Linked DNA regions of Homo sapiens: all the other regions are linked to region 3. Evidence: chromatin loops called from intact Hi-C (ENCODE). Cell type or tissue: Calu3. All regions are shown on one strand. Region 1 has its middle 48 kb from the start of LINC02876. Region 2 has its middle 6.0 kb from the start of LINC01982. Region 3 has its middle 350 kb from the start of KIF2B. Region 4 overlaps LOC124904033 (a long non-coding RNA gene).

Region 1 (8,000 bases), 1.1 Mb before region 3:
TTCTTCCAATTCATGAACATGAAATATATTTTAATTTGTCATATCCTTTTCAATTTCTGGCATCAATATTTTGTAGTTTTCGTTGTAGAAATCTTTCACTTATTTGGTTAAGTTTATTTGTAAGTAATTTTATTCTATTCATAGCTACTGTAAATGGAATTAGTTTCTTGATTTCTTTTTCAGATTGTTCACTGCTCGCATGTAGAAATGCTACTAATTTTTGTATGTTGACTTTGTATCCTGCAAATAAACTGAATTTATCAGTTCTAATAGTTTTTTCATGAAGACTTTAGGGTTTTCCAAATATAAGATCTTATCATCTACAAAGAAAGATAATTTTTCTTCATTTCCAATCTGGATGTCCTTTAGTTATTTCTCTTGTCTGAGTGCTATAGTTACGACCTTCAGTACAGTGTTGAATAACAGTGCTGAAAGTAGTTATCCTTGCTCCAGATCATAGAGGACAGCTTTTCAGTTTTTCCTGAAAACTGTGTTGAGGTATGTTCCTTCTATAACCAATTTATTGAGGGATTTCATCATGAAGTCATGTTGAATGTTATCAGTGCTTTTTCAACATAAATTGAAATGATCATAAGATTTTGTCCTTCATTCTGTTGGTATGATGTATCACATTAATTGATTTGCATATGTCAAACCACACTTGCATTCCTGGAATAAACCTTACTTGGTGAAGATGAATGGTTTCTTAAAGTATTGTTGAAGTTGGTTTGGTTTGAGGATTTTTGCAACAGTGTTAATCAGGGATATTGGCCTGTAGCATTCTTTATTTTATGTATCTTTGACTGGTTTTGGTATCTACTGGCCATGTAGAATGAGTTTCGCAGTATATCCTCCATCTCTGTGTTTCAGAATGGTTTGCGTAGGATTGATATTTGTTCTTTAAATGTTTGGTAAAGTTCAGCAGTGAAGTCATTGGGTCCTCGGGTTTTATTTGCTGGGAAGCTTTTTTTTTTTTTTTTTTTTTTTCCAGCTTCAATCTCATTACTTCCTAGTGGTCTGTTCAGGGTTTGGATTTCCTCATGGTTCAATCTGTCTGAATGTCCTGTTCAGTGCAGAAAGTGGAGTATAGAAGTCCTCAGTTATTATTGTATTGGAGTATAGCTCTCTCTTTAGCACTAAAAATATTTGCTTTTTATATCTGGGAGGTCCAGTATTGGGTGCATATATGTTTACAATTATTATGTCCTCTTACTGAGTTGACTCTTTATATAATGACCTTCTTTGTTGCTTTTTATGGTTTTTGTCTTAAAATCTATTTTGTCTATAATAAAGTATAGCTACTCCTGCACTTTATTAGTTTCCATTTGCATGGCATCCATTTATTTTCAGTCTATATATGTCCTTATGGGTGAAGTGTGTTTCTTGTAGGTAACAGATCATTGAGTCTTTTTTTGTAATTCACTCAACAACCACTCTCTGTCTTTTGATTGGAGAGTTTAGTTCATTTACATTCAGCCTTATTATTGATAAGTAAGGACTTACTGTTGCCATTTTGTTATTTGTTTTCTGGTCATAATGTAGTCTTCTCCTCCTTTCTGTCTTCCTTTTCGTGAAGTTGATTTTTTTCTGGTGGTCTGCTTTAATTTATTGTGTGTGTGTGTGTGTGTGTGTTTTACTTTTTGTGTATCTCTTGTAGGTTTTTTCATCTGAGGTTACCATGAGACTTATAATACAAGTAAAATCTTATATCTCAATGCCAGCACTTTGGGAGACAGAGGTGGGCAGATCACCTGACGTCAGGGGTTCGAGACCAGCCTGACCAACGTGGAGAAACCCCGTCTGTACTAAAAATACAAAATTAGCTGGGCATGGTGGTGCATGCCTGTAATCCCAGCTACTTGGGAGGCTGAGGCAGAAGAATCGCTTGAACCTGGGAGGCAGAGGTTGCGGTGAGCCAAGATTGCACCATTACACTCCAGCCTGGGCAACAAGAGTGAAACTCCGTTTCAAACAAAACAAAACAAAACAAAACAACCAAAAAAAACCTTCTATCTCATTATTTTAAACGGATAACAACTTAACAGTGACTGCAAAAACAAAGAGAAAATTAATCAAAATTCTGCACTTTCACTTAATTGCAATGCTTTTTAACTGTTTGTTGTTTCTATTGATGTCTTATACTGTCTATATCTTGAAAAGTTGTTTTAGTTATTATTTTTGATAGATTGATCTTCTAGTTTTTCTACTCAAGGTATGAAGAATTTACACACCAAAATTACAATGTTATAATATTCTGTGGGATTTTTGTCTGTGTGTACTTACTATTACCAGTAATTTTGTACCTTCATATTATATCTCATTTTATATGAACGTCCTTTTCTTTCAGTCTGAAGAACCCCGTATACCATTTCTTGTAGGACAGATTTGAAGTTGAGGAAATCCCTCAGCTTTTGTTTATCTGGGAAAATCTATACCTCACCTTCACGTTTGAAGCATGTTTTTGCTGGATAGACTATTCTAGGATAAAAGGTTTTGCCCCTTCAGGACTTTAAATATGTCATGCCACTCTCTTGGCCTGTAAGGTTTCCGTTGAGAAGTGTGCTTCCAGATGTATTGTAGCTCATTTGTCTGTTATTCCTTTATTTTCTTTTGCTGCTTTTAGGATCCTTTCTTTATCCTTGATCTTTGGAATGTGATTATTAAATTCCTTGAGGTGGTCTTACTTGGGTTAAATCTGCTTGGTGGTCTGTAACCTTCTTGTCTTTAAATATTGATATCGATCTCTAGGTATAGGAAATTCTCTGTCATAACATTTGAATAATTTTTTTACCCTGATCTCTAGCTCCTCTTAAAGGCCAATAACACTTAGATTTCCCTTTTTCAGGACTATACAATGCTATACAACTCTAGTTGTTGATAGGACTATACAACATTACACAACACTACTCAACTCTAGTTGTATAGGTGTGCTTAATTGTTTTAATTCTTTTTTTGTCTCCTCTCACTTTGTATATTTAAATAGCCTGTCTTCAAACTCACTAGTTATTTCTTCCACTCGATCATGTCTGCTAAGAGACTCTGATACATTCTTCATTTTGTCAATAGCATTTTCAGCTCCAGAATTTCTGCTTAATTCTGTTTATTTCAATCTCCTTATTAAAACTGTGTGATAGAATTCTGAATTTCTTCTTTGTGTTATCTTAAATTTCTTTGAGCTTCCTCAAAACAGCTATTTTGAATTACCTCCCTGAAAAGTCACATATCTCTGTTTCTCCAGGATTGGTCCCTTATACCTTATTTAGTTCATTTTGAGAGGTCGTATTTCCCCGGATTGTCTTAATACTTATTGATGTTCTTCTGTGTCTGGGTATTGAAGAATTGGGTATTTATTGTAGTTATAAATGTCTGTGCTTGTTTGTACTCATCCTTCTTGGGAAGACTTTCCATGTATTCAAAGGAACTTAGGTGTTGTGACCTAAGTCTTTGGCCATTGGCACTGTATCACCTTTAGATGGCACTCCAACCCCAGTAATGCTGTGGCTCTTGCAGACTCACAGACGTATTGCCTTAAGTGGTCTTGGATAAGATCCAGAATTTCCTGGATTATCAGGCAGAGTCTTGTTCTCTTCCCTTTCTTTCCGTCAAACAAATGAAGTCTCTCTCTCTGTGCTGAGCTGCCTGGAGGTGGGGGAAGGATGACACAAGCACCCCCGTGGCCACCACCACTGGTGTTGTTCTGGGTCAGAGCTAAAGCCAGCTCATCATTTGGTCTCTCCCAAGGCTCACAGTGAACACTGCCAGCTACCACCTATGTTCACTTAAGGCACAAGGGGCCTACAATCAGCAGGTGGCAAATCCAGGCAGGTTTATGTCTTTCCCTTTAGGATGGTGAGTTTCCTCTGGTCCCAAGTGTGTCTAGAGACACTATCCAAAAGCCAGGGCCTAGAATTGGGAACTTTAGGAATCTACCTGGTGCTTTATTCTACTGTAGCAGAACTGGCACAAAAGCCACAAGACAAAGTCCTTCCCACTCTTATCTCCTATTTATTCAAACAATGAGGTTTCTCCCCATGGTCACTACAGCCCCTAGCCCAATGTAAATAATGGTTGGCTACCACCAATGTTTACTCAAGGCCCATGGGCTCTTCAGTCAGCTTGTGGTACATGCTACCATTCCTGAATCTCTCCCTGAAGGGTAGTAGACTCTCTTCTGGCCAAGGGCAGGTCACAAAATTTCATGCAGGAACCAAAGCCTGGAATTGAGGACTCCAAGAGCGTGCTTGGTGCTCTACCCCACTGTGGCTGAACTGATAGTCAAGCTGAGTTTTGGTTCTTATGAAGACGCTTTTTGTGTGAATTTTTATTCAATTTGGTGTTCCTGTGGGGGGTGGGTGGGCACTCACTGGAGGATTTTTCAGTCATCTTGCTCTGCCCTGTCTCCATTTTCTCTTTTTTCACTTAAAATCATTTGTATCTTACATTTTTAATTCCTGGACAATAAGCCATATTTATTTGATATGATTTATTCAATAATTCTAATTTTGAACTGTCACATTATTTCCAACATTTTTTATTTATATAAAATTATGCAACAAACATTATAGTGCATAAATATTATTGTCAGTTTATGAATATCCCCTTAAGATAGATTCCACAAAATGATACATTATGTGAAATGGTATGAATATTTTATGTAGTATTTTGGAAAGGCTAGAAAACATAGCATCCCTACCAGTGTTTTATTTTTATCTACATGCAATCAATTTCCATAATATAATTTGGCTAGGCTTTGCTGATATCATAGTTAAAATTTAATCTTATTGTTTTAATTTGCATTTTGTTGATTACCAGTGAAGCTGAAATTTTCATATATATATATATATAAATTTGCATTTCCTCTGTGGTTTCTTTACCTATTTGACTACAGAGTGATAGAATTTTCTAATGTCTCAGTAAATCTTTCTAAATAAAGAGGACTAAGCACTTTTGATATTTTTTGAAAAACAATTTTCCTGGCATGTATATATTTTTAATAAAAATATACAAATTTTATGTAGCTAAAGCCATTTTGGACCTTTTATCAGGTCTTTCTTGGACTAACATTACTTTCCTTTTCAATAAACTGAAAAAGCAGAATGGAAGTACTCAAATTAGACATTAGCAAGATTGGATATCAACCGAGTCTGTGATAAAAACCAAGTCTATAAATATTTTAATTTATAACATATAATTGCATATTTATTTGCAAAACTTTTGTACTAGAGTTAATATCTTTGCTTTGAGTCTGAGTCCACTGTTTGGGGTTCCCTATTGTCCTTCTTGCATAAATCACACCCAAAATGTATCCTTTTTAATTTGCACACTTGCCTTCTTGATAGAGGGAAAGGAATCTAATGAATATTGTGAAGTAATCAAGTATAGATTTCTAAGCCTTTAAAATATGTATCTTAGTATTTTATATTGTCGTTTTTAAAAGTTTCATTTAGTTACTTTTTTGTATAAGTCACTGAATTATATATATAAAATAATTCTCTTTTGCACTCATATTTCATTTTATTAAACAAAACTCATATACACAGATGTAAGAATAAACCCAAACTGACTCTTGACAAACATACAACTTCACTGACAGAAAAGAAAATTTAGTTCTAAAGACTATTCTGCCAATCGTAAGAATTCAGTAAACCTATTTCATAGGAATTAAGTAAAAGATGTCCTGAAAATATTAATGTAAGTTTTCCTTCAATAGTTATTATATTACACATGACTCTCCCATTGCTCAGAATTTTAAGTTTGACATTGTAAAGTAATGATGTAAAGTATTATATTATATTATAATCTCTAATCGATCATCACCTCTTTGTTCTCTATCTTCAAAATATTTTTAGCATGTGAACATTTTATCTCGCCCTCACTGTGACAATCCCTCAATGATACAAGCCACCATCATCTTTTCCCTGGATTATTGCGACAGCCTTCTAACTAATCTCCCCATTTCTACTCTTGCCCTCTATTTTTCCATCAAGAAATAAGACATCATTGTTAAACATGTCGAAACACAGCTTTCCTCTGTTCAAAACCATATCATATATCTGAGTAAATTTCTCTAAGTCCCTACATTATTTTCCATCCTATCCACCTCTCTGCCCTACCAAACATGTCTCTTACCCACCTCTTTTTCACTTGTTCTTTTCCAGATGCACCAGTATCTATTTATTGCTCAAGTTCTCAAGTGTGAGCTGACCTTTAAGTCTGTTTTATTGTTTTGTCTGATTGAAATGCTTTTCCCCAGATATTGCTAGGTATGTTTACTTATTTTTTTAGGTTATCATTTAAGGCAGGATAAATAACCCCCATCATCCCCACGGAAATATCCAATACTAATCCCCAGAACTTGCATATAATTTCTATGGTAAAAGTGGCTCTGCCACTTTTATCAAGGTAAGCTCAGTGGTAATGACAAGGTTCTTATTAGAGGGAGACAGGAAAGTCACATAAGGCTATGTGACTACTGAAGCAGACCGATAGGGAGACTGCAAGATGCCATTGTTGGCTTTGGAAAATGAAGGTTGGGTCTGCAAGCAAAGGGATGCAGGTGGCCTTTAGAAGGTAGAAAAGATAAGGAAGCGGATTTTCCCCTAGAACCTGCTGACCGTTTTGGAACTTCTGATCATCTGAGAAACTGGAAAATAATGCACTTGTGTTTTCTAAAGCTATACATTTTGTGTTAATTTGTTACAGCACCAGTAGGAAACTAACATACTGTTAAATGTGACTGCAGCAAAGAGGTTCTTAATACTCTATATGAGCGCATTCCTCACCACTCCACGTAGCACTAACTATCCACTCTATAACTCATTTTATTTTTCTTCAGAGGAGTGATTCCACCACATGTTCTAGAAATACTTTTTGTTTATTGCCTATTTTACTCTAAAAGCAGGGCCCTTTATTGAAAATCTTTTCTTGCTTTATTATCAGCATTAACACTGGGTCTGGTTAATAGTAGATACTCATTGAATATTGGGTGAATATAATTTCCAGAACAGTTTTATAGGTGAATAAACTTCAATTCAAGGAGTTTTATAAATGTATACAAATGACTTAACCAAAACTTGAGTCCTTGGTCTTTTTATTTGAAGATTGGTTTTCTTTCACTATATAAAAGCTACCTCACCTCATAATCTATAGCTAGTAAAATCTGAGCAATCATACAAAAATGGTATATTTCTATATGAAACTATTCAAGAAAATATATTTTGTTCAGCCACTGCCCCAGTAAGTTCAAGTTCATCTTTCTTCAGTTTCCAGAAGGATTTAAAGGGAAGAAAAAAACATTATCTGCAGTACTATACTGTGACAGTGACTATGGATGTTCTCATCAAATGCCACCATGGCCTTTACAGGCAATTAACTGAAATGGGGAATTTCTGTTCAACATAGGATAGAGACATGGTGCTGGAGATTAAATGCCTGTATCTGCAGTACATTCTGGCATGACTTGGTGGAATTATTATAGAAGTAGCCCTGGATAATCAAAGGAAGGTCACAGCACATCAGCCTGAATATCCTTCCTGACACACCATCATCAGTCATAAGTGAATGATCTCCCATTCAAGAGAAGCCTCACTCCCATACAAGTTAGATTAGATTTATACCACAATATACTGGACAGAGAGGAAGAATAAGTGAACAAAAGAGAAGTAGAAATTAGCCAAGAAAGATGCATGGTAGAAAATATTGTCAGAGAGCAGTGAAATTAAAAAGCACTTGGTGAAAATATAGTTTAAGGAGGTGGGATCATAATTTCTAAAAGTTCTGAAAGAATAAAATGGAATGACAAAAACTTTCCCATTGTTGCAAGCAAAGAAAACATTAAATTTATCTACAGAGCAGACTTGGAGTAGAGGACCAAAGACTATGATGCTTTGGGAAAATGTACATTAAGGTGTCTGTTTACCAAGAGTTAGCTGTATCTATTCCAAATCCATATACGCCAGTTTTACTTAATAAGCAGTTTGGTTTAGCGGAAAGATTTAGTG
Region 2 (8,000 bases), 1.8 Mb before region 3:
TGTAGATTTATGTATATTCACGATTTAATTAAATCAGATTTTTAATTAAATCACATTAGGAAACTCAGTATGCAACAAGTTGGCCGTTTATGAATGCAGGTTGACCCCTATAACCCTATTTTTTGGTTTTGGAGGTAGAGGTGATGGGAAGAGGAGAAAGAGGTATGCATTTAAGAGGTAGGGAAGTAGGGTTAAGATTTTTGCAGAGCCTTGCAAAGCTGGATGATGATAGCAGACTCACTATTCTTTAAGTATTAGATTATGCTTCAGCTGCTCAGTTTCTCATTATTTTTTTAGAGTCTATTTTAGAGCCTTTGCCATTTTTAGGCTTGCTTACCACATGTCTCAATTTTTCTGATGTCAGAAATGGCTTTGAAAAGTTATACAACACTGCAGCAACCTTGGTCATTCATCAGCTCTCAAGCATCAAAAGTGCTGCTGCTATTGTTCAGCAACATTGAAGGAAGGGAATTTGCCCCTCGGGATTCACTTTTGATTGCTATTAGATTTTTAGTCATAGCTATTGCCCTCATAAGAAACATCCGTACCACCTGGGCTGCCCTGCAGTTTTCCATTATAGCGCCCAAGCTGTTCACTGAGATACAGTGAGAGTTTAAGCAATGTCATCCATCCCAGCCTTATTTGACTTGAGAGTAAAACCCAGTGTCTGAAATCTCTGTCTCTTGCTATCCTAAAACTGTACTCATCAATCTTTCTTCTCATCAGTTCTAGGAAAAATGACAGAAACAGACATTTTCCCCCTCGCTTTCCAGTTAAGGCAACTGAACTTAATTTTAAGCGTGTCACCTACACTGCATTACACAGCTACAACAGAGTGTTAGCTAGCTCCATGATGAATGGCAGTGCCACTCTTAACCTTGTTTTGGAAGGGCAGTTTCCTGTTTTAACACAGTCCTTAGAAAATGAAAAAAAAAAAAAAAAACCCTGAAACATCAACCACTCAAATATTGTTTCTTAGAGCCCACTTTACTCGTTTGACACTAGAGAATCTCAGAATTCTGAAAAAAGCCAAGTATGGGTGTTTGATATTTTGGCTTCAGATCCAAACTGCTGCTATAGCAATAGTAGAAAAGAACTATTTGGCTGGGCATGGTGGCTCACGCCTGTAATCCTAGCACTTTGGGGGACCGAGGCGGGCGGATCACAAGGTCAGGAGATCGCACCATCCTGGCTAACACAGTGAAACTCCATCTCTACTAAAAATACAAAAACAAAATTAGCCGGGCGTGGTGGTGGGCGCCTGTAGTCCCAGCTACTCGGGAGGCTGAGGCAGAAGAATGGCGTGAACCCAGGAGGCGGAGCTTGCAGTGAGCCGAGATCACGCCACTGCACTCCAGCCTGGGCGACAGAGCAAGACTTCATCTCAAAAAAAAAAAAAAAAAAAAAACTATTTTCCAGTTTTTGAACTTTCAATAAATATTTTCTTGCAAAGTATAGTCATTTGTTTCACATAAGCTTCGAAGGTTTTAGAATAAATGTTCCTGGTGGAATTATGACTGAGAGTTGGTTCTATTGTGTCTTTTGAATACACCGCATTTTCTATTCCCACCATAGCCAGAAAATTTTAGCATCACTGGCCAGGTAGTCAATATTGTTAGGGGACTACAGTATTAAGAATTAAGGTAGGTATTCTCTCTCAAGGAAACTGGGATCTTGCTTGGATACAAAAAAATTATAATGCTGGGTAAGAGGCCTGTCTTGAAGATGCAAGATAGGGCTTTATGAGAATGTGGTGGTATAGGGCTGAAGACAGAACTAAGTTCTTAACCATCTTAGTTCTATGGAAGCTTTTAGGGATTATACAAAATTCTCCATTACTTATGGTCAATTATGTTAGGTTTTAGGACTATTAGGGGGGTTAAAATATGAAAATGAATAATATAAATTCTGTTATGTATTAAAATATGTGGGAAATTCTAGAATTACTGCATCAGGATTTTTCAAGGTAACACACAACCCTGAGCTGCAACAGGACATGGGATGTACTGTCTATCAAGTACTGTAGTGGAACAGGGATATTGCAGAGGCTAAATGGCATCACCACTTTTCACAACAGTGAGTCTGGAAAGCTCTTATACCCTTATTATCTTACTACAAAAGGACAAAATGAAGATTTTCAATTTTCTGAAAGTCAAGTTTTGGAACTTTTCAGAATCAACCTGAAAGTCACAGGTGGTGACTGCATTGAAGCCTCAGCTCATAAATACTTTTATTCCCAAAGAGCATGAGAGGACAAATGAATAAATGAAATGTAGTATATCCGGCAGGGTGCGGCAGCTCATGCCTGTAATCCCAACACTTTGGGAGGCCAAGGCAGGTGGATCACCTGAGGCCAGGAGTTCGGAACCAGCCTGGCCAGCATGGTGAAACCTTATATCTACTAAAAATACAAAAATTAGCCAAGCATGGTGGCGCACACCTGTAATCCCAGCTACTTGGGGGGATGAGGCAGGAGAATTGCTTGAACCCAGGAGGCGGAGGCTTCAGTAAGCCAAGATTGCACCACTGCACTCCAGCCTGGGTGACAAAGTGAGACTTGATCTCAAAAATGAAATATAGTATATCCATACAATGGAACACTGTTCAGCCACAAAAAGGAATGAAATACTGATGCAGGCCACAATATGTCTGAACTTCAAAAACATTCTGCTAAGTGAAAGCAGCCAGACACGAAAGACCACAGCTTGTGTGATTCCATTTATATGAAACGTCTAGAACAGGCAAATATTCAGAGACAGAAAGTAGATTAGCAGTTGCTGAGGGCTGGGGATAGGAACGGAGAGGGACTGCACGTGGGCACAGGGTTTCTTTTTTGGGGTGATGGAACTGTTCTAAAACGAGATTGTGATAATGGTTGCAGAACCCTGTAAATATACTGAAAAAATATACCGAGTTGTTCATGTAAATTGGGTGAATTTTTATGGTATATAAATTGTATCTCAAGAGAGCTGTTTAAAAATAAATAAAAGGGCAGTAGGGGCCTTTGCAGAGAAAGAAGAGACCTCATGCACTCTGAAAGACTCCAGCATGAGTCTCATTAAGGGGAGCACTTGTTCTTGACAAGGTACCTATGACTCAGGCATCAGATTATTTACACCATCTCACTTTCAGAGGAGAAAAAGGGATTCTCCAGGCTGAGTTCACGTCACAGCCTATGGGACACAGTTCAGTTGCCACTAGAGGGCACTACTATGCCATTGCCTTTGACAGCAACACTAGAACAAGTCTTTGGCACCACTCACTGCTGCTGCTGTGTTCAGGAACTTGGAGAACACTCCTATGGTCTTCCATGTAAATGACTTACCCTGGACTTGGGCCTCCCTGTACTGGCTATTGGTCCTTTAGATTGTGCTAGAGGGTGCTAGAAGGCAGAATGATCACTGAAAGCCTCAGACATTTATCTCCACTCATAGGGCTAAGTACATTCTAGATTACGACCAAGCAGCATATTCACCCAGGGCTGCAATATTCCAGTGAGCTCCGCAACTGAAATAAGTAGGAGCTCAACGAATCTCCAGGCTTCAGGTTAGTATTCATTGAATACTAACTATTGGCCTAGAATGGGTCTTGGTGGGCCTCAGGGATGCGGGTAATTGTGAGAGTGGTCCTCAGTGTCAGACACTGAGCAAAGGGGGCTCTAACCTACTTTGCAGAGTGGAGAGGTTCCAGTTCTGCAGCTATAGAGCTTGGGACAAAGGGGAACTGGTGTCACTGACCTGGGTGAAGGTAGATGGGAAAGAAATTACATCATGATGGCAGATGGGCAGGGCTGAGCACATTGCCTGGTGTTTGGTTGACAATTAATGTGCTAAATGAAGAAAAATGCAAATATTGTCACAAGGATCAGCAGCAGACTTTCAGAAAGACCGGAAGATTCATTTGGGGAGCTGCAGTAGAAATCATCCTAGTTAAGTCAGAAAAATCAGCGGGGAGGAGTTTGCTAAGGATATGAGTTTAAGCCGAAGGCTTGGGACAGCTTTCAGCTTGGAGTCTGTATAGGCTACCATCAAGTCTTAAACTGGGAGTCAAATTCCCTTTGAATGCAGTAGAGTGAAAAAAAAAAGATTCATTTTAGATAACCCAGGAAGAGAAATTAAAAGAAATTATTACTATGATTGAGTAACTAATATGGTATCATAAAGATTTATATCTTATGGGTTAGAGTTTTTTGAAGATTCCAAATTTATGGAAAAGTAAATACTTGCCATTAACTTCTACCTTAATTTTTTCATAAACAACTGGAATTAGAATAAAATATTTAGAAACAACAGCACCAGCTCCAAAATTAAACAGGTGTTGGCGTCATTGATCAGACTTACAGAGCTCAACCACAGAGATGTCTTCATAATGTCCTTACAGCAAGCTAGCAGGGAGGTGTGCATTTTAACGATGTTGACTTTTGGTGAGAAGGTACAGAAGGTTTATATTATTCACATATTCTATTGCGCTTATAAATTGAGGTCTAACAGGTGTTATCAGTTTTGTCATCACTGCTGTTTCTCCTCGCTTCTTTGTTGGTAATTGAATTCATTTTGTCGGAAATTCACACATGAATCCAAGTCAGATAGTCTTTCTGAGCTGTATCTGAGAATTTGTAGAGAAAAATAGGAAAGGCCACACACACTTGAATCATAAGATTTTTTTCTTTTTTTGTCTCACAATGTTTTTGATTTGGGAATCAGAGGAATGCTGTCCTCATAACATGAGTTGAGAAGTATTTTCTATTTTCTGGAAGGATCTGCATGAAATTAGTTTCTTTATTGCTCTTTGGGATTTAATTCATGGGTGCTCACTCAGTATTTACATCACTGTTACTGCAGAGGGAATTTGTTTTATGAAAGGGAGCAACTTTAAGATTAAGATGGAACCACTCACTTTTTTCACCATCTCCCACCTAAAGGAAGCTTACTCCCATATTGCTGAAGTTTGAGTGCCCTTTTGGCACCTTCCTGGAGTATTATTTCATATCAGATAGACGTGGGTTCAAATTCTAACTTTGCCTCTGATTTTTCTGTAATAGGCTTTATTTTAAAAAATTAGATTTACAGATAAAATTGTGCAAATTGTGCAGAAAGTAGAGAATTCCCATACATTCCTTTTTCACCCCCACAGTTTCTACTATTATTAACATTTTGCATTAATATGGTTCACTTGTCCATAGTTGATATTAGGGTTCCCTCTTCATGCTGTACAGTTGAGTTTCAACACATGTATAATGCCATGTATTGGACCATTACAGTATCATTAGGAGTTTTACTTCCCTAAGCTTATCCTGGGATCTATCTATTCATCCAGCCCTTTCTCCCCCCGAACTCTGGTGACCATTGATCTTTTTACTGTCTCTATAGTTTTGCCTTTTGCAGAATGTCGTATAGTTGGAATCAGTATGTGGCTCTTTCAGACTGGCTTCTTTCATATGGTAATGGATGTTTAAGTTTCTTTCATGTCTTCCCATGGCTTGATAGCTCATTTATTTTTGTTGCTGAATAATATTCCCTTGCCTGGGTGTACCAAAGTTCATTCCTTTACCTACTATAGAATATTTTGGTTGCTTCTAAGTTTTGGGAATTATAAATAAACCTTTTATAAACATCTGTATGAATGTAAGTTTTTTTGTGTGTGCACATAAGTATTCAACTCACTGGGGTAAATACCTAGGAGCATGATTGCTAGACTATATGATAGGACTATGTTTACTTTTGCAGAGACTGTGTTTTCTAACACGGCATACCATTATTCGTTATTCATTCTCATCAGCAATAAATGAGAGTTTCTGTTGCTACACATCCTCTTCAGTACTTGGTGTTATTGTATTCTGGGTTTTGGCCATTCGATTAGGTGTGTAATGCTGGCTCATTTTTGTTTTAATTTGCAATTCCTTAATGAAATATCATGCTGAGCATCTTTTTATGTGTTATTTGTTGGGTTTACCTTGTTTGTTGATCTTTGGCCCAGTTTTCTGTTTTCTTTTTTTTTTTTTTTTTTTTTTTTTAGAAAGACTCTGGCTCTGTCACCCAGGCTCTAGTGCAGTGGTGGCATATCTCAGGGCTCACTGCAATGTCCACCTCTTGGGTTCGAGCGACTTTCCTGCCTCAGCTTCCCAAGTAGCTGGGATTACAGGCATGTACTACCATGTCCTGCTAATTTTTGTATTTTTAGTAAACACGGGGTTTCACCATGTTGGCCATGGTTGGTCAGACTGGTCTCGAACTTCTGACCTCAGGTGCTTCACCCACCTTGGTCTCCCAAAGTGCTGGGATTACAGGCGTGAGCCACCAAGCCTGGCCCCATTTTTTGATTAGGTGGTTTGTTTTGTTTTCTTGTTGTTGAGTTTTAAGTTTCTTTGTATATTTTAGATACACATTCTTTACTGGATATGTGTTTTACAAATATGTTTCCCTAGTCTGTGGCTCTCCTTTTTATTAACTGTGTAACCTAGGCCAAAACTCTGAATCTTTTTCAGCCTCAGTCTTCTCCTCTCAAAAATGAGAAAAATGATATCTCTTTAATAACATATTCACTTGTGGGGTTAAGAGATAGATGTGTGAGTTATGTGAAAGATTCTAGTATACTGCCTGGCTCAGTCAAAGTTAGCCTTTTGGCTTTGCCTCTTTTTCTTTCATTTCTGCAAACATATGTCCATTTAATACTTATCGTGTTTTGCATGTGGTTCTTTTCACCAGTGTTTTTCACACTTTAATGAGCACATGAAAATAACTTGTTAAATTGCAAACTCTGATTTAGTAAGTCTGGAGTGGAACCTGAGATTCTGCATTTCTAACAAACTCCCAAATTAGTTAGTGCTTCTGATTCACAGAGCACATACTGAATAGCAGAATAAATTCCTAAGCAGCAAAGCATTCAAGAAATGGTGTGGCTGCTTCTAACAACCTATGCGCAGAATTAGACCCAGAAACCTTGGGGGAAAGAATGGTTTAGGGGGCCAGGTCCAGGACCCTACTTTCCTGGGCACCCTCAGGACACTGTTCCCTGCATCCTGGCTGCTCTGGCTCCAGCCTTGGCTCAAAGCAGACAAGGTACAGCTCAGGCCACAGCCTTGCGGGGGCAGAAGCCATAAGCGTTGGTAACTTCCATGTGTTAAGTCGGCAGATACTCAGAATGCAAACATGAAGGAGGCTTGGCGGCTTCTACCTAAATTTCAGAGGATGTATGGAAAACCCTGGGTGCCCAGGCAGAAGCCTGCCACAGGGACAGAGCCCCCACGGAGATACTCTACTAGGGCAGTGCTGACAAGAAATGTGGGGCTGGAGCCCCCACACAGAGTCTCCACCAGGACACTGCCTCATGGAGCTCTGGGAAGGAGCAACAGCCCTCCAGACCCCAGAATGATAACTCCATCAGCAGCTTGCACCCTGAACCTGGAAAAACTGCAGGCACTGAAAACTGCAAACAGTGAGAGCAGCTGTGTAAGCTGTACCCAGGGAAGCCATAGGGGAGGAGCTGTCCAAGGCTTTGGGAGCCTACCCTTAGCATCAGCATGAGACATGGAGTCACACAAGATTATGTTTAAGCATTAAGATTTAATGACTTCCTCGCTGGATTTCAGACTTGCATGGTGCCTGTAGCCCATTTTTGGCCAATTTTCCCTTTTGGAATAGTAATGTTTACCCAATATATGTGTAACCATTGTATCTTGGGTGCAAATAACATGTATTTGATTTCACGGGCTCATAGGTGGAAAGAACTCATCTGCAGATGAGTCTTTGCACTTGGGACTTAGGGCTTTTGATTGAGTTGATGCTGGAATGAATTAAGACTTTGGAGAACTATTGAGTAGGGATGATTGTATTTTGCAATATGAGAAGGACATGCGATTTGGGAGTGGGGGGCCAGGGGTGGAATGATATAGTTTGGATGTTTGTCCCCTGAAAATCTCATGTTGAAATGTGATTCCCAGTGTTGGAAGTGGGGCCTGGTGGGAGGTGATTGGAACATGAGGGTGGATCCCTCATTAATGG
Region 3 (8,000 bases):
CCTGCCTCAGCCTCCTGAGTGGCTGAGATTACGGGCATGCACCACGACACCCAGCTAATTTTTTGTTTTTTTCGTAGAGGCGGGGTTTCACCATGTTGGTCAGGCTGGCCTCCCACTCCTGACCTCAAATGATCTGCCCGCCTCAGCCTCCCAAAGTACTGAGGTTACAGACATGAGCCATCGCGCCTGGCCAAGTTCTCTGTAACTGATCTGGTTATAAATAAACAAACATATTCAGTTTAATATGTGACTTTTTCTCATTATGGACACTAATGTCTATAAAACTGTCCTATTCACTGTGAATGCATAGATGTTTAAAAATATCAGAGATACTGAACAGTTCCAAAGATAGTATTAATACTACCAAAATGAGAACAATCGCTATATATACATCAGCATTCAATCTGCCACAATAGAATAAAAAATACAATTTCTCCTAGAAAAGGGGAATTTTGCCAACTTTTTGCTCTTTAAGAAACAAGCAGAAATACATGTTCCTAAAATTCTCATCTGGACTCAAAAAGACTGCTAGATCTTTCACAGGTGTTTTTTAGTTTCATTAGTTACCTGCACCCTGAGAATATCCAATGAATCTAGGGTACAGGGACCAAATTATCATGACTGTAGTCTGATGTGAGCAAAGATTGTAATTAAAGTACACTTTGGATATAATTGCAAATGTGCATTTTGGTTTTTACTCCTTGCCTTCTAATTAGATTCCAATTTGAATCTGTGCTCCTGCATCAGTTATGCTTGTCCCGTATAAAAAAACAATATTATATTTGTATACAAATAATTTTGTCCAAGCCAGCCACCCTAGATTTTGATGCAAAGTAAAACAACTAAATACAATTTAGGCACTTTAACAGTGAGTTGTTAAAAGAAAAAAAAGCAGAGCTTTGTAAATTGATCCCATATATTCTTAAATTTAATAAAGTAATAATTTAATAAAATGGAGAATTGTATTTTCTACTTTCTTTGCTTAATAAAGCTTTAGCCCTCCCCAGTTAAGAATTGTCAATGGCTAGTCAATACCTGCAAGACTGATTTTAAATTCTTAGTATGGCATTCATGACCTTTCCAAGTTTGGCCTCTACTCTTACTATTTGGCTAAGAATACTATCACTGTTTCCTGAACATAACCTATATCTTCTGACCTTTGTGTTTTGGGATAGTTATCGCTATAACAAAATATTTGACAGTATATGCTATGTGCCATGTACTATGCCAGGTGCTAGAAATATTAAAACAAATAGCCATACTTAGTAACTTAAGGAATTGAACAGACAAAAAGCAGATAAGTGTATTAAGAAAAACACCACATAGTATGGGCAGGTGCTACAATAGGCTTAAGTACAAAGTGTAATAATGGCAACTCAAAATAACAGATAACCTTCCATATCCTTTACTTGAAATATTTGTTTGGTATATCTCTTCTGATTCTTTCAAGAAGGAGCAGATCCATCTCTTTATATTCTCCATAGCACATTGCATATATATTCCTCTATTGGGATATTTTTCACATTGTATCCTAATTATCTGTAACGCTATAACTGTTTCCCTGGAAAATATGTCACAATCTCAAAAGCAGGTGGCCTGTGTTAGACCGTATGCTGCCAGGAAGTAGCAAAGGGAACCAACATCACTGAGTCTTCACTATGTGCTTTTTATGATCATAATATTTTTCATAAATTATTTTATTTAATCCTCACAAGAATCTATTGAAAGGGATACTATTATGTCAATATTTTGCATGAGGAAACTCAGACTCAGAAAAGTTGTCACTGGCATCAAATTACACATCTACTAATTTTACCATTAAGCTGTATGATATCCAAACCCAAGTCCTTGACACTGCATCGAAGTTATGATTTTCCAACCCCTAAAATATTGTTTGACTCATAGTAGTTGCTAAATAAATACTTCTTGCATGAATAAAAAATTAATAAGACGAATGTATTGATAACTTTGCATGGTATAGTAAATTGAGAAAATAGTGTTACAATAGGTGTGCTATTAATTAGTTTGGCCTATAGAATATATTTGCACATTTCAAATATATATATACACATATGTATATATATTTCTTCTGTGTCTTCTGTGTCTCCTTTGACTGTCTGTATATAATGATATACCCATTACTGTATGTACCTTATAGCTAGCCTAACAACAAAATACATAAATAATATATAAATATTTATCTGTATATAAATATATATTACATATACGTACAATAATGAGTATGTTATTATATGCAGAGGGTCAAAATGAGACACAGAAGATGGAAGACCTTAAACACAATAGTAAATAAGTAATAGAGCTTAGATGCAAACCTGCATAATTAAACCCAAAAGTAACCATTATACTACTTCACCTCAACATAAATAAGAAATATTGTTATCACCACTGGCAATACAAAGGGATAACAACTCCTTTTTGTTTTCCTTAATGTACTAAGTAACAGGACAAAAAAGTTTCCATACATAGCATTCAGTTATAAAAGTAACTCGTTGCTATTAAGTGCAGCAAAAAGATAAATTGTTCACATACATTTAGCATTAGCTTCATGAATAAGAAGCAGCTTTTATCTAGTATGGACTATTGGCTCTGAGATTTTTCCTAGAAAAATATACTGCTTTCTGAAAATACACAATATTATTCTGAATTAACAATACAACCCTTCTACTTAGAAAAGGACTTTATCTAAGAAGCATGTGATACTAGAAGGAGAAACATACTTAGGATTAATTGTATGAGGCACAGGTTGATTATTGTATTGAAAAATGCAGTGTCTGATTATCTCCTCCAGGTGAATTTAAGCTTTGAGGCAAAGTACTATGAAGGAGATACACAATGAATTCAAGGTATTTAGTACAAATAATCTGAGAACACAAGACAGATTTCTATTTGTGTTACAATCGTTGATCATATGTTGACTTGCACATTGAAATACTCTATCACATAAGAAATATACAGTAGGCTTAATTAAACCGTAACCAATAAAGAAAGAAGATTGATAAAATAATGATAAGTGTTGAAGACATAAAGAGTACATGCAGGTTTATTTTTATCTTCTCTCTAGTATTGCATGTTTGAAATTTTTCATAATAAGTTTTTAAAAAGAAAAATAAATGTTCTCTTGATTTCCCAAAGTCTATTTTCTTTCATTTTCTAATTTTACTTTTTATTTTTATTCATTTTATTTTATTTTTGAGACAGAGTCTCACTTTGTCACCAAGCTGGAGTGCAGTGGTGCAATCTCGGCTCACTGCAACCTCCACCTCCAGGGTTCAAGCGATTCTGCTGCCTCAGCCTCCAGAGTAGCTGGGACTACAGGTGCATGCCACCACACCCAGCTAATCTGTGTATTTTTAATAGAGATGGGGTTTCACCACGTTTACCAGGATGGTCTTGATCTCTTGACCTCGTGATCCGCCCACCTCGGCCTCCCAAAGTGCTGGCATTACAGGCGTGAGCCACCGTGCACAGCCACATTTTCTAATTTTAAACTTTTTAGTTAAAAAATAATTTTGTAAAGTGAAAAAATTAAAGAGGAAAAAATAGAAATTAAAATACTTTAGTTGCCAGAAAGGTGATTAAGAAAATGCTCTTCATACACATGAATATAAAAATTTTTTAAAAGTAGTTGCTGACTTACATCTGGTTATATTTATTTATCAAAAAATTACTATTTAAGGGAAAATTCATAACATAAAACTTTCTACCTAAACCGTTATAATGTTGAGGCTGAACTTTCCTATGTAGTTCATGCCTGAATTGTCTCAACAATGACTGTTGCTGCCTTCAATAAAATGGTAGCAAATTTAAAAAATGGTAGTTCTAAAAACTTGTCAATCTGAGCAATTGTTTGTGTTAATTTCTTTGTCCCCCCAAAGCTAAAATTTATTTTCTTAAATATCCCTGTGATTGCTTGCAACTATTGAGATGAAAAAAGAAACAATTTCTTAGATTGAAAATACAGTAGTCAACCCAGTATTTATCTCCAGATTTGCTGATTTCTGCTTGACAGTAACATAATAATGGACCATAGAAAAACTAGTTGTGTTTTTAGAACAGACTCTTTTAAACCATGTGATTTTTTTTTTTTGTCATCAGTAAACAGAATTAATGTTTGGCTCTGCACATTTTAAAGCTAGTTGAAATAACAATACATTGCAGAAAAAATGGGATTTTGGTAAGGATTAAATATGATTGCTTATGAAAATAATAAGTATAATGTGTTGAGAATCTAATGTATTCCAAGAATTTTACAGAACTTGTCTCTAATTTTTCCAACAATTCTCTAGATGAATATTTGCCATCTGGAGAACTCCAATTGCAAATAAAAAACCAAGTTCAGTAGGTTGCCCCAGGTTATATAGTTAATAATTGCTAGACCTGAAATGAAATTCTTATCTTTGCCCTTCTGACTCTTTCTATTCTGCAACATTGTCTCTAAGGAAATAATGAGGAAATTATCAAAGTACAAATGCATTATATTAGCTATAAATTTCTTTATTAAGGGATTAGGGCAGAGACAAAAAAGCATTCATCAGTGGTAACATGCAGTCTCTAATCTTGGTTCCATCACTTCTCTTTTCCTCTTAAATGATTCATAACAATGCACACTGCTGAGAGAATCTTTTGCTCCGGGAATAAACAACCAGGAGGTATACAATTCCCAGGCCATTTATTATCCCTATTTTTGCAACATCTATCGTCAATTAAGTCCTATTAAATGATTACAAAGGTAACTATTTAGTTACAATTTTGTTGAATTTGTTAGCAAACTTCTTTGTGTCATTTGCTTCTCAAATGAAGAGACTGTAGCAACAGTGAAACCATGTGGCAAACTGGCATTGGGCTGCAGTTCATTAGAATCTGAAAGGCAGGAGAACTCATCCACATTTAAAATTCTACATTTGAATTTTCGTTGCTTATGCTGACAATCCTTTAAACACAAAGTCATAAATCAGCAGGCAGTGCTAGGGAGCCACCTGCTGGAATAACTGGCTGAATTTTGCTGCCATGTTTCCACAAAATATAAATTCACTTAATATTAATTCAATTAGAAAGTTGTCAAATTTAGGGTTCCTTTTGCCCTAAATAGATATCTTTCACAAAAACTTTCAAACTACACTTGGTAATGGTAAAGAGCATTATTATATATATTTTTAAAAAGGTAGGAAGCATGAAATAAGAAGAAAAAATATTCAGTGAACATTATTATGTAATTGACATGTGAAAATACAAGAGATAGCCAAGAAATTCCAGTGACATTAGTCAGATTTTCAAAAGAAAGTTACCTATTGCTTCAAGATTGCTGTATCATTCATTTGTCAAGGATATTCACTGTAACAATTTTACCCAGAAATTATACTTAAATAGTAATTTATGTAAATGATAATATTTTGTTAATATTAAAATGAATATGTTTTTAAAACCTGCTTGCATTAAAACCACAGGAGGTCTAATTTGGAATCAAGTGATGCAGATTCTTTTTCTTTTCCAAGCTGTTTAAAATTAACCTCTGTTACAAACTTTTACCTTTAATATTGAGTGGATGATAAATTAAAGTTTTTAGCTAAAAATTGATTAGTATAGTATTTTTCTAGACTATGTTGTTCAGAAGTCTGTGCTAAATATAGCCACCCATTTTCCAGCCTTTGCTATAGAGTATGTATAATGAACATGAAAGAAATGTTCTTTGATGATGCTTTTATGTTGCCTACGGTTCATCATTCTAAATATGCTCTCCGTGTGCAGCATAGAAAGTAAGTAAAAAAGATAGGAAAGATTGATCTGAAATGTCTACTATCTCCAAGACATAGCCTGGAGTTATTTTTCTTACTGGTTCCCTGTTATCAGTTTGCTTTCTTATCACTTTCTTTATCCTCTAAAGAGTAGCATGCCTAAAGATTCTATTTAATTAAGAGTTTCAGTTCATGAAAACTATGATTTTATTTATAACTAAGTATTCTCAAGATGGTGGGAACCGTAGGTAATATGGGTAGGTGGGGAGAGTTCTGTAATTCCTGTTCAGCTGACACTATTTGATAAGTCCTTTACCAACTGCAGTTGCTTTATTTCAGATTCCCTTTGACTCACCATGGTAGATCCTCACTTAAAGCATTTTAGAATATATCAAGTCATTTACCTTAATCTATGTGACACCTAACAACAACCTTGAAAGATGTGATTCTTATCTTTACTCTACAGGTGAGGAATGATTTTCAGAGGAGTTAAGCAAATTGTGCCATGTGGCATCCTAGTAAAAGCCTAAGGAGAGATTCAAGAACTTGCCAAGACCACGCTGAATCCCACTGAAATATCCAAGTTCTTAAAAAGAGCAAACCACTTTTCTGTGTGTTCATTTTGCACCCTTATCTCTGTGCTTACTACATTTTAATCACCCATTTTATTTCTCTCCAAAGTCTGTATGCTCCTTCAAACCATAAACTCCTTTTTAAAAATACTCTCAGCAGTTGGCATCAAACCTGATATTCATAAAATATGATAAATTAGTGCTTGTTGAAAGTTTGTTGAAGGAGATTTTATTATTTTTAAATAACATACATGAGATCTTATATTTGTTTATTTTATGTTTCATGGGAGTGTAGTAGTTTAGAATGAGAAAGGACAAGAAAATGATGTTTATTGAGACCCTACTATATGTCAGGTCCTCTGAGAGTACTTAACGTGCCAGCTCCTATGAAGGTGCCTTAGTCACCTAAGGTACTAATATTATGTATACATTAGAGACATGACACCATACATACATAGAGGCCATAATATACATATGTTAGAGACAAAAAAAAAAAAAAACAGAAAGACAAAGTGGTTAGATAACTTACTCTTAAGTTACCCAAAGCATTCTAAATTATTTCTCAACATTTCTTATCTTCTTTGAAAATCTCATCCACTTTCGTAATCTCAACCATCAATCACCTGTATGCAAGTGATGGCCAAATTTGCGTCAATCACTCCTCAATACCTCACACTCCCAAATTGCAATTGTAAATATCCTGACTATTCTCAAGAAATAACTATCAAATAACCATTTGAATAAATACCTATACTGGCAGACACTGTACTACTAGGTGCTGTATATCTACAGTGAACCAAACAATCTCTTTCTGCCTTCAGAGATTCAGGCTAATAGAAGAGTTAAGCAATACATATTGTCATGAAATCCATGAACAAGCAATCTTCTATGATAGGACAATCGGAGGAGTCCCTAAAGGGTTAAAAATTAACATAAGATCTGAAAGAAGCCAAGGAATCAATCAAGCAAACAGTGAGAATGAAAGTGTTCCAAAGGAAGGAAAGAATACATTTGAGGGCAGGGAAGACTGCTGAAGATTTGCAGAACTGAAAGTCTGGTTGTTTGCCTGAACATAAGTGGAAGCTCCTAAAGGGTTTCAAGTAGGGCATTAAAACCATCCATTTTATGATTTTAAAAAATATTATTCTGACAATTATGTGAGGAAGAGATTAGAACAGAACAAGAATGGAAGTGGTAAGAATCATTAGGAGACTAGTCCAGGAGTCCAGGCATGTGATTGAGACTAACTGGTGGAAGCACAGATGGAGAAAGGTAGAAGAATTAAAAACATATCTTATATTTTGATGTAAGCAAAATTTTGAATGCAAGCAAAATAAATTGATGAGTGGAAAAAAGGAGACATACTAGTCTTCTAAGTTGAGCAAATGATGAGATGGTGGTTTTCTTTGGATCCTTTCTGGGAAAGTTTGTTACAAATATACCTAAGTAATATTAGGTATATTGGTTAACGAGGGGAGCTTAAGTCCAGGGAAAAGTCAAGAGGAAAGTTGGGACATGATAGATTTAGAGATCTGAGTAAAATTTAAAGCAGACTATACACTATTTCCCAGATGTCTTAACTTGCTTGTCTAAATGTTTAATATTTCATGGTTTCATTCATTAATTTTACCTAGACTTTGAATTGCATCTCAAGTGCTCATGAAGGAAAAGAATG
Region 4 (8,000 bases), 720 kb after region 3:
CCTAGTAATTTGCTATGACCAACCTACAGCATCTGTCAACTCTTCCCATGGATTAATAGATCTGTAATTAAAATCCAACAGAGAGCCCCAAAATTAATTAGGACATGAAACAGCCATGTAAGCAGCATGGAGCACAGCTCTGTATAAAGAAAAGACAAGCTTCATGTAAAACAAGTGTATACCCCAGGCAGGCCTCTGTCCATCTCTCATCAGCTGGCCCCTGAACTGCCTGTTTCTGATCTGTAAACTCATTGTGAAAGTGCCTAATAGAGGGCAGCCACACAGTGGGTAGCAATACATCGCAGTGACTGCTTGACTCTTTACTTGAAATATAATCCTCAGGGGAGCTTATTTCTTCTATTTACAGAAAAAAGGAAATTTTAGAGAGATGAAATATCTCATTGCTCACACCTAGGTTTTCCCTTCAGATCTCCATGCTCTGTGGATGAAGACTTCCTTTAAGTTTTCTGGAGCCTAAGCTTATGGACATAATGTCATGAAAGCAGGATAGTGCTGCACATGTATCTGCTTCTTACTGTGAGACCTTGGGCAAGTTATCAATACTCTGTGCCTCAGTGACTAGCACATGGCAAGTGTGCAAATGCCAGGTATGTTATTAATGCTGATTGGCCTCTAACAGAAAGATAATGGTAGTGATGTCTATTTTCTCTTGTTCTCAAGAGGTTATACCTAGGGGGTCCATATGAACTTTAATGTACATCCAGATTTATAAAAAACGGTTTCTGAAAGCAAGGTGCCATGTTTTATGCAACGTTTGGCAATTAACTGTTTTCTGTTGTTGTTGTTGTTTGTTTGTTTTTTTAATAATGAGGCCAGGTGCAGTGGCTCCCACCTGTAATCCCAGCACTTTGGGAGGCTGAGGCGGGTGGATCACCTGAGGTCAGGAGTTCAAGACCAGCCTGGCAGACATGGTGAAACCCCATCTCTACTAAAACTTAGCTGGGCATGTTGACACAGCCTGCAATCCCAGCTACTCAGGAGGCTGAGGCAGGAGAATCGCTTCAACCTCGGAGGCAGAGGTTGCAGTGAGCCGAGATTGTACCACTGCACTCCAGCCTGGGTGACAGAGCGAGACACCATCTCAAAAAATAAAAATAAAAAATAAAAAAAATAAGAATGAGCCAGAAGTAAAATGTCCTTCAACATACCTATGAAAGGAGATATATTAACACATCCAAGAATTCACTCCTTCAATGATAAAACGTCCTTCTACCCTGAATAGCTACAAAATTGTACCTTTTTTCTTGTATGGTGGAAGAAGAGAATGGAAATTTCTTCCAAAATCGAAGTTGTCTTAAGATTGGCAGCCAGAGCAGGAGGCCATAAAACACTGTCAGAGATGACAAGGGTTGAATTAAGTTCCAGGAACTGTTAAGAGCAATGTGAAGGACTCATCTCTGGTCAGAGATAACTGGGCATAAAAGCGTATTGATTAATAATGTAACCTTCCTTTAAACCTTTTCCCAGGCAGTCCAGAAACCTTCACTGCACTCAGGTGAGAAACATGAAAAGTTTTTCCTCAAGATTTTCAATAGAAGCAACAACTGCAATAAACCAGACTTGTCATGGAACAGTTTTCACCATATGGGGCCCTGATGCCTCACTGAGCAGTGACTGTCAGGCCTGAGGTGGGTACACATCCATGCTTCCTCCTCGTCAAATGCCCCCAGAGAAACTGGCTGTGCATTTTCAAGAAAAAAAATGACTTAGGCTTACTCAATCCATTCAGCGACTAGGCAGAAAGTATAAAACAAATGATGGAGAAATCTCCCAACGTAGCCAATATTTGCTGATAAATATTTGACACACACCTCTGGTTCCCAACCTACAGAAAGAAGAGAATGTCACCTAGGCTCTTCGGAGTTGTCAGAAATAGATATTCATCGAGGTTACCTCTAGCAATGGAAAATCAGCTGTGAGGCTACATGTGGAAATAGGAAAAACATAACTCCTCCAGGAACCCAGCGATGGCTAGACTGAAGGTGGAATGCAGATTAATCATGGTAAGATTATTTTAGGACACACAATTCCCAAGACCCACAACCCCCACCAATGTGAATTTTCTCCAATTCTCTAGTCTCGATCCTATTAACTAACTACCCCACCCTCTAGTTGGTTATCTTTTTAAAATATTTTCATTTTACTTTACTGATAGCTTCTGATTACTCTTGGCTCCTGATGCAGCTGATCCCACTAACAATTGCTCTGTCTGTCCATCTGTCTGCCTATCTAGAGACACCAGTTATTACAAAGATCTCATACAAGGTCCCTGCCAGGCCAACATATTGGGACTGGCTAACAGATTTGTCACCCTTACTTTGGATGCCCCCTCCTAATCGAATCAGCCAAAATGCTGGGGTCGAATGATTCAGCACAGGGATTTTCCAAGTATGACCTGCAGGGCAAACCTGACCTGCCATCTATGTTTGTACATTCATTAGTTTATATATCGTCCATGACTGCTTTTGTGCTACAATGGCAGACAGAGTTGACTAGATGCCAGCAGAGCTTAAAATATTTACTACCTGGCCTCTTACAGACAATATTTGCTGATTCCTGATTGAGAATACGGATAAGCGTTCAGTGTAAGAAAGTGCACCGGAAAGGAACTGTAAATGGGTTTTCTTAGGAAGGGCTCAGGAGTATAGCAGATATTCTGAGGCCAAAGATCTCAGGGAAGCTGCAGGTTGGTCTTCTTTGGTCCATATACACGCCATACACTAAATAAACATGTACACATACAAGTATATACTTATATATGTATGATTTTACATGAAAAGTATATACAAGTATATACTTATATATGATTTTAAATGAAGATATAAATTAATTCATTTAAAAGTGAAACTGATTCTATACTATCTTTAATAACTTTTTTTTTAACATGAATCAGAATGCAACTCTAATCACGATGCAAACCCCTGATTTAGCAATATCAAAACTGTACATGACCTGTTTTGCATTCCTATTTAGCCCTGGAATGCAACCAATGCTATTGTTGTTCCTATGTTTTTGTAAGGAACATGGTTGGTAGGACATTCACTTTATAACTTGGGGCTAAGACTAATAGAAAATACTATGATTTCTACCACTTTCATCCCTACTACTTTTGAAGCTCATCCTGATCTTTTTATAATTAAGAAGCTTAATGAGGAAACATTGTGTGACTACTAGGCTCAAGGACTTGAGGAAAAGTAAATTTTCTGCCCATCTGCATGAAGAATTAACTTTGTCCACTGGTTTATAATTTCTTCCTTACTTGATTGTGAGCACTGAGCACTTGGGATGCAGAGATTGGATTTTAGCTTGTTCATATACACTAATTCCTAGCATCGTGACTGGCGCATTTGGGGACTTCATTATGTGTTTGTGGAATGAATGAGTGCATGCTGTCATATGTTCTCATTGCTCAGTTGGTAAAGCTAACATAGAAGGACTTATAACTGTAAAAGACACTAGGACACCTTTGTAACTGCTCTCACCACTACAGAGATGGGCTAGCACTGAAAAGTAAAAGTTGTCTCTATAAAAGAGTGAGGCACAGAATACGTGAGTTTCAGACTGACCAGAGCTCTCTTCCCCTACGTTGCATTGGTCATTACACTATTTGGTCATCACATTATTTGTTCTCAGGCCTACACTAACAGGCCTGGGTCTAACCCTATGCTGCCCAGATCTTTAATCCAGGACTCAATCCTCCATGCAAAGTTAGTTCCTGGTTTGTACTCCCATGATACTGTGTCCATATTTTTGTTTAACACTTAGACTGAACTGCAATGATCTGCTTACTAGGAAGTTTCCCTCACTGGCTTAGAAGTCCATGTTGTACCTCTGTATAAAATTCAATAATGTGTGATAAAGGAAGGAAGGAATAAATGAGCTAATAAGCATGTAAAATATAAGTCACTATCCCCTTTCATCTCCTTGATGATTTAAGCTGATTGATCGTGACATCCATCCTCGTTAGACCCACCTTCAACCTCTCCCCTTTCTTAATGGTTTTGCCTCTCCAAACGGTCTCCAACAATAGTTCAAAGTTGGGGCCAGGTGTGGTGGCTCATGCCTGTAATCCCAACACTTTGGGAGGCCCAGGTGGGCGGATCACTGGAGGTCAGGAGTTTGAGAGCAGCCTGGCAAACATGGTGAAACCCTGTCTCTACTAAAAGTACAAAAAAAAAAAAATTAGCTGGGTGTGGTGGTGTATGCCTGTAATCCCAGCTACTTGGGAGGCTGAGGCAGGAGAATCTCTAGAACCCAGAGGCAGAGGTTGTAGTGAGCCAAGACTATGCCACTGCACTTCAGCCTGGGTGACAGAACAAGACTCCGTCTCAAATAAATAAATAAATAAACCTCACACACAAACACACACACACACACACACAAAGTTTGCATAACTATAGGTATGTATGTGTTATCAGAGATTCAAATCCCAGACATGGCCTTTGTGAAAGCATCCCCTCCTGCAGCCACCTAATTTCTGATACATGTCAACCTTCCCAAGCAACTCATTTCCCTGGACCCCCCATCTGCCTGCTAAATAAGTAATACCAGGTTTCACTGCCAATGTAAGACCCTCAGGGAGTAAAAACAGTGAGCAGCATCAATGTGCTTCCCAGCAGAGCAACTAGCCTTCAGCAAATAAAACACCCTGAAAACAGCTGGCTGGGGTTCCTGGAGCCCTCCTCCCCCTCCAATGAATCATTCTGTAGAATGTGGCTGCCCAGCTAGGCCTTTGGGAGAATTCGATAAGTTAAACAAGGCTGCCCTCTCATGGTTAAAAAAACTACCTGTATAAAATGTTTTCTATTTTTCAAACACAAGAAATCCAGGGCACCCCATTGAAAAACCTGTGTAATACTTATCTTTTTAAAGCAGATAATTTAAAGTATGCTGCAGTCAGCTTCTAAGAAACAATGAATGATAAATAGAAGTGAAAAAGTATATTCCAAATTTTAAAACTTGCTCTAGATTGAATTATAATCAACAAGAATTCATTACTGATTCTAGAATTTAAGTAGATGAAATAATTGCCCAAACTTGATAAGCCAATAATAAAAAATGAAACAAAGAATTGCTTAATGCATGGGATTTCTGTCTTAGGTAATTTATTTTAGACTTTAGTTGGCTTACACAGCAGTAACACTGGTTCTGTTTATATATTAATTCATTTAGTAAATATCTGCAAAGAATATACTAGAGAATCTCAACTACTGTAAGATGTAATTTTTTCCTCCATATTTTTAACATCTTTAATGCAGCCAGGTGTGGTGGCTCACGCCTGTAATCCCAGCACTTTGGGAGGCCGAGTTGGGCAGATCACCTGAGGTCAGGAGTTAGAGACCAGCCTGGCCAACACAGTGAAACCCCGTCTCTATTAAAAGTGCAAAAAAAAAAAAAATTAGCCAGGCGTTGTGGTGGGCACCTGTAATACCCGTTATTTGGGAGGCTGAGGCAGGAGAATTGCTTGAACCTGGAAGGCGGAGGTGGCAATGAGCCAAGATGGCGCCACTGCACTCCAGCCTGGGCGACAAAGGAAAACTCTGTCTCCAAAATAAAAATAAAAATAAAAACATCTCTAATGCACCTCACAACCTGTGGTATGTTATAATCTCTGTCAGCCAGGCAACAGCAGAAATGCATACATAGTTGTCATTGCGTGGGTATGTGCGATCTGCTTGTCATTTCTGATGGCTTATGGGACACTGACACCCTTGATATTTCAGTCCCAAATCTATTTAAGGACAATTTGGGGAAGAAAAACAAGTCCTGTTTGTTGTCTGGAAAAGCTTTCATTGATACTTTCTAGTAAGATCAAAAAAGCACCACTATCAAAATTTAAACTGAGTGTCAACAGCTTATAATAAAGTATTGGGAGACAATAGCAGCACTCTCTAAAAAAATGCAGTGTCACCAGTGCTGATAGTGGCATAAAAGATGACAGGGTGTGGAAAAACACATTGATGTCTCTGAGTCAAGGAGTGAGTTTGGAGAGCTGGATTCTGTATGGGAAGAAGAAATAGTATCTTTGTTAATTAATTAATTAATTATGAGATGGAGTTTTGCTCTTGTCGCCCAGGCTGGAGTATCTTGGCACAATCTCAGCTCATTGCAACCTCTCTCCCAGGTTCAAGTGATTCTCCTGCCTCAGCCTCCCAAGTAGATGGGATTACAGTCGCCCACCACCATGCCCGGCTAATTTTTATATTTTTGGTAGAGACATGGTTTCACCATGTTGGCCAGGCTGATCTCGAACTTGCGACCTAAGGTGATCCACCTGCCTAGGCCCCCCAAAGTATGGGATTACAGACGTGAACCACCAGGCCCGGCCATCTTTGTTAATTTATTTTGCTTACATTTTCCTTTTCACATTTGTAAAAGAGTCATATATGCAAAACGTCATGTCCAATGATTCTCAAAATGTTATTTAAATAAACACAAAATAAAAATTATAACTAATAAAAAAGTAGTATCTCATAGTTTAACTGGAAGCTTTTTTTTCCTTTTTGTTGTGCCAAAAAATAGTGCATCTTATCACAGAAAGAGTTTTAGATATAATGAACTATGGAACATACAAGGCGGTGTTGCAGTCACTGAATAATGCAGTGATGAGCAAAACAGAACTTTCTGTGCCCTCCCCAAGCCAGATAAGAAGACATCTATAAACATGCAAACAAATGAAGAAATGAGAGCATTTCAAATAGCAGTAAATGCTATGAAGACAATAACCCAGAATAAGAGGATAAAGAGAGGTGGGGAGGGCAAGGAGGCTTTAAATCAGCACTGTAGGTAGAATCAGGAGAAGCACAGGGGAGCTGCACATCACACCATAGTAGGTAGGAGAAGAAATGCATTCAAGGAGCAGGCAGAGGTCAACAGTGACAAATGGTATTAGAAGAGAAAAGAAGGTGAGGTGGGAGGACTGTTCTTAATATCAGCAAGATGATGTCTTTTAAAAATGGTATTATAGCTGGACTAAAACTAAAACAGGTTATAGGACGAATGGATGACCAAATCTGCTCTTTTTGGGGAGATCTGCTTTAGGGCCTGAGGGAAACAGTTGGCCTAGAGGGCTGTGGCTGCAGCGCAATATAGAATCACAAGGGTATATTTTGTGGAGCAAGGGAGCAATATTAAGTCTTGCAAGGCAAGTAAACAAATAATTGCACAAAACAATTTCAGATTATAAACAGTGTTATAAAGGACATAACCAAGATGATATGATGGAAAACAGGAAACAGAAGCCTACTTTAAGCTTTGGGCTCCAACAGTTATTGAACACCAAGGACATGCCAGGCATTTATTAAGAGCATTCAAATGTCAACTCATTTAATCTTGAGACCTACTTTTTGAGATATGTTCAATTAGTTCCATTGTTGCAGATAAAGAAACTAAGGTTCTGAAATAGTGATTTGTCTGTCAAAGATCAATTAGTAAATGGTAGCCCTGGGATTAGAACCAAATTTGACATTGAAATTAAATGTGTTTCCCTTGCTGTACACCCCTTCCTTCAAGGCTTTCCTGCAAGACAAACCTCAAAGCAGCTAGCCTTTCACAACCCCTGCCGCAAAATCCCAGCTCATGGTCTCTTTTTAGAGCCCCACTCCTATGAGACCTTTTTCAATTGAACCGATCACCAAGTTGCACATTATTCATAACATGCTAGCAGAAGCCAAATGTGTAATTATACTGACGCTAGTAGGTACCGATAGGACCTTCTTTTCCCAAACAGCATCTTTAAGTAGTGGCTTTTAGAGAGACACTGCCAAACTTCAAAAGGCCATTTTCTAATAGTGAAAATTTTAGGCCACCTGGTAGATTGGAAGGATAAATGATCACAATAACTAGTTAATATTTATTGAGCTTTATTATATGCCCAGAATCATTCCAAGTGCTATAAATATAATATCTTGTTATTTTTCAAAGCAACCCTATGAATTCGAAATTATTTTTTACCACCTGACAGCTGATTTGAGCCCAGT

The links. Peaks named below come from ENCODE experiments on the same cell type or tissue, not always from the same donor. Only the 100,000 strongest peaks of a DNase experiment are listed, where the experiment ranks them.
Region 1: it touches region 3 in a loop (25-fold over the local background); 9 of 110 quality-filtered maps call a loop at or near these places.
Region 2: it touches region 3 in a loop (8-fold over the local background); 8 of 110 quality-filtered maps call a loop at or near these places.
Region 4: a loop joins it to region 3, with 4 times the contacts of the local background. A loop is called at or near these places in 7 of 110 quality-filtered maps.

The regions. Positions count from the first base shown.
Region 1 is chr17:53,029,470-53,037,469 of GRCh38, forward strand. No RefSeq gene overlaps it. Among named protein-coding and RNA genes, the nearest start is that of LINC02876, 48 kb to the left of the region's middle. In Calu3, no CTCF peak of the experiment used is centred here; no DNase peak of the experiment used is centred here.
Region 2 is chr17:52,380,503-52,388,502 of GRCh38, forward strand. No RefSeq gene overlaps it. Among named protein-coding and RNA genes, the nearest start is that of LINC01982, 6.0 kb to the right of the region's middle. In Calu3, no CTCF peak of the experiment used is centred here; no DNase peak of the experiment used is centred here.
Region 3 is chr17:54,167,883-54,175,882 of GRCh38, forward strand. No RefSeq gene overlaps it. Among named protein-coding and RNA genes, the nearest start is that of KIF2B, 350 kb to the left of the region's middle. In Calu3, no CTCF peak of the experiment used is centred here; a DNase peak (open chromatin) is centred at 4,989.
Region 4 is chr17:54,886,636-54,894,635 of GRCh38, forward strand. LOC124904033 (a long non-coding RNA gene) reads right to left here. Exons shown (of 2, transcript XR_007065854.1): 2 at 7,867-8,000. Among named protein-coding and RNA genes, the nearest start is that of TOM1L1, 10 kb to the right of the region's middle. In Calu3, a CTCF peak has its summit at 4,745 (motif pointing left); a DNase peak (open chromatin) is centred at 4,716.